Linked DNA regions of Homo sapiens: region 1 is linked to region 2. Evidence: chromatin contacts called from ENCODE Hi-C data. All regions are on one chromosome and are shown on one strand. Each heading gives the region's core, a stretch centred on a gene start or an enhancer-like site at or near the end of the contact. The rest is flanking DNA. Distances are from core to core; before and after follow the strand shown. Region 1 holds the start of NDUFA3 (NADH:ubiquinone oxidoreductase subunit A3). Region 2 holds the start of JOSD2 (Josephin domain containing 2).

What was found. Hi-C counts contacts between places; a loop is a spot of excess contacts on that map. Pooled maps may share reads with other maps.
Region 1: a map of ascending aorta shows a loop between it and region 2 (5-fold over the local background). The contact joins the promoter of NDUFA3 here to the promoter of JOSD2 in region 2. A Hi-C loop is called at or near these places in 2 of 168 maps with a recorded cell type or tissue (CD4-positive, alpha-beta memory T cell and ascending aorta) and 11 of 50 pooled maps.

The regions. Positions count from the first base shown.
Region 1 is chr19:54,101,546-54,104,245 of GRCh38, forward strand. It overlaps NDUFA3 (NADH:ubiquinone oxidoreductase subunit A3), which reads left to right and starts at 1,310. Exons shown (of 4, transcript NM_004542.4): 1 at 1,310-1,343; 2 at 1,569-1,643. The coding sequence starts at 1,334. RefSeq lists an enhancer at 1,099-2,075.
Region 2 is chr19:50,509,926-50,512,718 of GRCh38, forward strand. It overlaps JOSD2 (Josephin domain containing 2), which reads right to left and starts at 1,266. Exons shown (of 5, transcript NM_001270639.2): 1 at 1,192-1,266; 2 at 361-523. The coding sequence starts at 506. It overlaps ASPDH (aspartate dehydrogenase domain containing), which reads right to left. Exons shown (of 7, transcript NM_001114598.2): 4 at 2,736-2,793; 5 at 2,435-2,655; 6 at 2,211-2,365; 7 at 1,678-1,848. The coding sequence ends at 1,805. It overlaps LOC124904747 (a long non-coding RNA gene), which reads left to right and starts at 1,493. Exons shown (of 3, transcript XR_007067300.1): 1 at 1,493-1,546. RefSeq lists enhancers at 1-446, 447-953, 1,448-1,567, 1,871-2,460 and a silencer at 1,118-1,247.

The sequences.
Region 1 (2,700 bases), core at 60-2,559, 3.6 Mb after region 2:
ATAGATAGATAAAAATTAGCCCCTCTAGGCCGGGCGCGGTTGTTCACGCCTGTAATCCCAGCACTTTGGGAGGCCAAGGCGGGTGGATCACCTGAGGTCGGGAAGTTCGAGACCAGCCTGACCAACATGGAGAAACCCCCGTCTCTCCTAAAAAAGAAAAATTAGCCGGCTGTGGAGGCGCGCGCCTGTAATCCCAGCTATTCAGGAGGCTGAGGCAGGAGAATCGCTTGAACTCGGGAGTCGGAGGTTGCTGTGAGCCGAGATCGCGCCATTGCACTCCAGCCTGGGCGACAGAGCTAGACTCAATCTCAGAAGAAAAAAAAAAAAATTAGAACCTATTACGTGCCAGACCCTCGCTGTGCCATGTTGGCAGGCACAGAGGGAACTCAGACTCCGTTACTGCTCTCAAGCAGCAGCTACCAGTCCGACTGAAAGACCAAGACCAGGTCAGTTTCTTTTTTTTTGAGACGGAGTCTCGCTCTGTCGCCCAGGCTGGAGTGCAGTGGTGTGATCTCGGCTCACTGCAAGCTCCGCCTCCCGGGTTCACGCCATTCTCCTGCCTTAGCCTCCCCAGTAGCTGGGACTACGGGCGCCCACCACCACGCCCGGCTAATTTGTGTTGTATTTTTAAGTAGAGACAGGGTTTCACCATGTTAGCCAGGATGGTCTAGATCTCCTGACCTCGTGATCCGCCCGCCTCGGCCTCCCAAAGTGCTGGGATTACAGGCGTGAGCCACCGCGCCTGGCCCAGACCAGGTCAGTTTCTTAAGTGATCTGAGCTATAATGGCGGTAACAGAGCACTGTGAGAGCCCGCAGAAAGCTCCTAACCCATCTGGGATGAGACCTAGCGCTTCCAGGACGAGCCGATGTTGAGCTGAGACCTCGAAGGACAGGTTAGTCATTCACCTTCTCCCGGGCTCAGTTTCTTCGTCTGTAAAATGGGCTTTCATACATAAACTATAAAATGGGGACTATTTTGTTCCGCCTTAGGTGGGTCGCAGCAGGAGGACTAGTCACTCCGGAGCGACTTCTAGGCTGAGACTAAGGAGATTCCACGCAGGTCCGCAAAGTCAGGCTTGCGCTTGCTCCTGACACCACTTCCTTTACCTCCACGGCTCCATCTTTGTTCTGCGCGAGTGCGCACGCGCAGGCTCCGAAAGCGGGCCGTCGCACAGAGGGACCACAACTCCCAGAGTGCTCCGCGTCCTTGCTTTCGCCTCTACTTGTGCTCCAGGGCGCACGCGCAGCCCTGGGAGCGGGTTCTCGCGCATAGGGACCACAACTCCCAGGGTGCTCCGCGTCCTCGCCGCTGTCGCCGCCGCGGAGACAAAGATGGCTGCGAGTAAGTGCAGGTGCCGGTGGCGCACGGGGCTCGGGTAGTTCTGGGAACCTCTGGGCGGTCCTGGGACTGAGGTGCGGCAGGGCAGGGGTGGAAGCGATGGGGTCCGTGCTGGAGGGGAACGCAGAAGTCACGAGGGGGCTCCTCCAGGGCAGGGGTGGCACGAGAGGGTTAGAGGTCACCGGGGGCAGCTACTTGCAGGGGTGACGCTTCTTGCCACCCCTTCAGGAGTCGGCGCCTTCCTCAAGAATGCCTGGGACAAGGAGCCAGTGCTGGTCGTGTCCTTCGTCGTCGGGGGCCTCGGTGCGTGAGTGCTCCAGGCGCAAACTTGCATCGTCCACCCCCGTCCCCCTACATCCCTCCATCTTGTACCCCTAAAGCCCTATCGCCGCCCTCGGGTCCCCTCTAGTGTGTCTGCACCCCCACGGCATCCCCTTATCTATCCCCATACCCATTATAACCTCTCCACCATCGCCCCCCGCGTTCCTCTCCACCTACCCAATACGCTCTTAACCCCTCTAAATGAGACGTTCTCAACCCTGCTTATGCCTTAACACCTGAGCACCAAAAAAAAGTCCAGATCCTCCTCCTCCTTTTCATCTTTCCTCTCCCCCATTCTGAATTGAGTTGGCTTGGGTGGAGGTGGGACTGGGGAATCTGTGTCTTGTGAAAATCCCCGTATGATCCCAATGTGCCTTGCTGATTGAAAATCTCTGCCCTCTGCCCTGGAACTGCCCTACTCACACTTTAATTAGCACCGGAGTTCCTGCAGGGATGGGGGCGGGGGATTGTTAAAATGTAGCTTTTTTTTTTGCGATGGAGTCTCACTCTCACCCAGGCTGAAGTGCAGTGGCGCGATCCCGGCTCACTGCAACCTCGGCCTCCTGGGTTCAAGGGATTCTCCTGCCTCAGCCTCCCGAGTAGCTGGGATTACAGGCGCCCAGCTAATTTTTTGTTTTTGTTTTTGAGACTGAGTCTCGCTCTGTCGCCCAGGCTGGAGTGCAGTGGCGCGATCTCGGTTCAGTGCAAGCCCCGCCTTCCGGGTTCACGCCATTCTCCTGCCTCAGCCTCCCGAGTAGCTGGGACTACAGGCGCCCGCCCCCATGCCCGGCTAATTTTTTGTATGTTCAATAGAGACGGGGTTTCACCGTGTTAGCCAGGATGGTCTCGATCTCCTAACCTCGTGATCCTCCCAACTCGGTCTCCCAAAGTGCTGGGATTACAGGCGTGAGCCACCGCGCCCGGCCAGCTTTTTTTTTTTTTTTTTTTTGAGATGGCGTCTCGCTCTGTCTTCCAGGCTACAGTGCAATGGTTTGATCATGGCTCACTGCAACCTCCGCCTCTAGGGTTCAAGTGATTC
Region 2 (2,793 bases), core at 16-2,515:
GCCTGTAGTCCCAGCTACTCGGGAGGCTGAGGCAGGAGAATGGCATGAACCCGGGAGGCCGAGCTCGCAGTGAGCGAGATCGCGCAACTGCACTCCAGCCTGGGCAACAGAGTGAGACTCAGTCTCAAAAAAAAAAAAAAAAGAAAGAACCACTGGATTGAGGTCTGGCTGGGGCTGAGGCCACAGGGACAGACAGGCACAGGAGGCAACATCTCCCCAGAGTCCCAGCGTCTAGCTTAGGCAAGTGAGCGCGGAGCAGAAGAAAGCCCCCAAGGCTCAGCGCCTGCCTGGCGGCGAGACCCAGGTGGGTCACTCCGCCAGAGCTCTGCTGCTCCAGGGGCTGGGGTGGGTGACGGTCACCTCTTGCAGATCTCATCGGCAGCCTCCTGGCTAAAGAGCTGCTGCTGCAGAACGTTGTTGAGGGCGTGGACAGCACACAGCTCCAGGCGCTGCCGTTCGTGGTACACGGTGGGTGGGCTCGGCTGTGCTCCCGGGGCCTGGGACATGCCGTCCTCGGCTCCTGCTGGGGGTTGGGAGGGGGAGAAGGTCCTCAGGGGCCCGGGATCTAGAGGTCCAGCCTCCCAGCAGGCCTTTGGGGCATCGCCATTGATTGAGCTGGGACTCGGAGCAGCCCAGGAAGACACTGGGCCCCTGACCCCGCTCCCTGGCAGTCTCCTGGCAGCACACGTCCCTCCATCCCTTATTCCTATTCCTACGAAAAACGCTGTCTCTTCTGCTCCCCTAGCAACAGAAAACCACCCTCACCAGGTCTCTAAGTAAAAGGGTCCCTATCATGGTCACCTAGCAACAGAGGAACCTGCCTCCCCGTCCCTAGGTAACCAGGGCGCTCTGTGGTTACCTAGCAACAAAGCCCCCTCCCCACCGCACTAGGTAACAAAGTCTGTCCTCCGAGCACCTAGCAATAGAGAATCCTCCTCCCCTGTCTCTAGGTGATAGGGTCCCCTCTGGTCTCCTAGCAACAGAAGACTCCCCTTCCCCGGTCATGTAGCAGCGAGGCTCTCTGCTCTTGTCACCTGGCAACGGGGCCCCCTCCCCAGTCACTAAGCAACAGGAGTTCCTCTTCCTATCACCCAGCAACCAGGCCCCCTCCCCGGACACCAAGGAATGGAGCCCTTCGCCGACCCGCACCCCAGCCACGGCGCTCGCCCTTTGCCTGGCAACGCCCCTCACCCCGCCTGCCTCTCCGCTCCACCGAGCCAGGGGTTTCCGCATCCCCTTCCTGGGCGGCGGCTCTGGGCTCCGAGTGCGGGGCGGGCAACACCGCGCTGACTGGGCAGGCGGGACGGACTACAGCTCCCGGTGATCCCCGCGCGCCGGACTACGACTCCCGTGGGGCCCCGCGGGACTCCTGCTCCACACGGAACGCCCGGGCCGCGTGGCCCTGAAGTCGGCCGTCGGGCCTAGGAAATGCCGCACTACAACTTCCGTCGGGCTCCGCGGCAGGTCCCGGAAGTGCGCCTCAGAGGCCCTTCTTTCGCATACGGCCGCGCCCACTACTGCTCAGAGATTCTAGGAAACTTAGTAGGTAGGCTCTCGCGATAGCTTCCTGGCGCCGCGCTCTCATGGGTGCTCGCCCCCGGCGATGGCGTCATGCGCGGTGCGCAGACGCAGCGTGACGTCACACAAGGGAAAGGGATCAGAGACGCCAGGCGGTGCGGGGGGAGGCAGCGGTGATCTTTACTGAGTCAGAAGGGAGACCCTGGGGAAGTGGGGCAGGGCAGGGGTGGGATGGTGGTGGTGAGAGGCCAGGCAGATGATCTTGTCTCGGGAGGGAGGAGGCTTCTCAGCAGAGATGGATCCCCGGCCTGGAGGGGAGCTGGCAGCAGGCTGCGGGGAGAGGGGAATGAGCGAATGAGACAGAGGAGAGATGAGGAGACAGACGCCTGGGGGAGGCAGTGGTGGGAGGAGGGGACAGGGCAGGGGGGCGGTGGAGGAAGACCCGGAGAGAGCGGGACAGAGCCCTGGGGGTGGACAGAGACAGAGAGAGTCTCGATCAGAGGCGGGCACAAATGGAGACATCTACAGTGCCAGGATTCAAAGTCATGGAGAGAGGTTAAGGAAATAAAGGTCAGAAAGAAAGAAAGGTCAACAAATACAGAACCAGAACTGCAGAACTAGTGAGAGCCCGGGACCCCCAAGCTCTGCAGAACACAGGAGCCCAGGGCCGGGGGAGAGGGGCCTGGCCGCACCCAGGAGGCTCTGCCAGAAGGCCGTGACGGTGGCGGAGCCGGTGACCGCGCCTGGCTCGGCAGGGTTCTCTCTGCGGGTGTGCACAGCAAAGCTTCGGCCCGTGGGGCCCCGGGGTCCGCTCAGCTCTACATCCACCACGTGCATGTCCGTGAGGCTGGGACAAGAGGGGCAGTCAGTCTGGAGAGCCTGGACTCAGCCCAACACCCTGCTTAGCTCTGCTCACCTGGTATCAGCCACGAGCACCCCAATCACCCCATCGAAGCCCAGGCTGGGGGCAGCCAGGGCAGCCGCCGCCATGGTGTTGGAATTTCGCGGGGCAAAGGGGCAGAGCCCACGGACAGGGCCTTCGTAGAGCACAGTGCAAGGCCCAGGGCTGTGGGCTGCAGCCAGGGGTCCCTCAAGCCGGAAGCCATCGGGGTGTGTGGCCATGGTGACACGAAGGCTCTGGAAGCAAGAGCCCGGGTTAGGGGGAGTGGGGTCTTTGCAGGCCTCCCCTGGTTCCTGGGGAGCCCAGCAGGCCTCACCCGGAGGCCCCCAGCTGCATCCAATCTCCTGATGTCCTCAGCGCCCCACAGGGCCCCT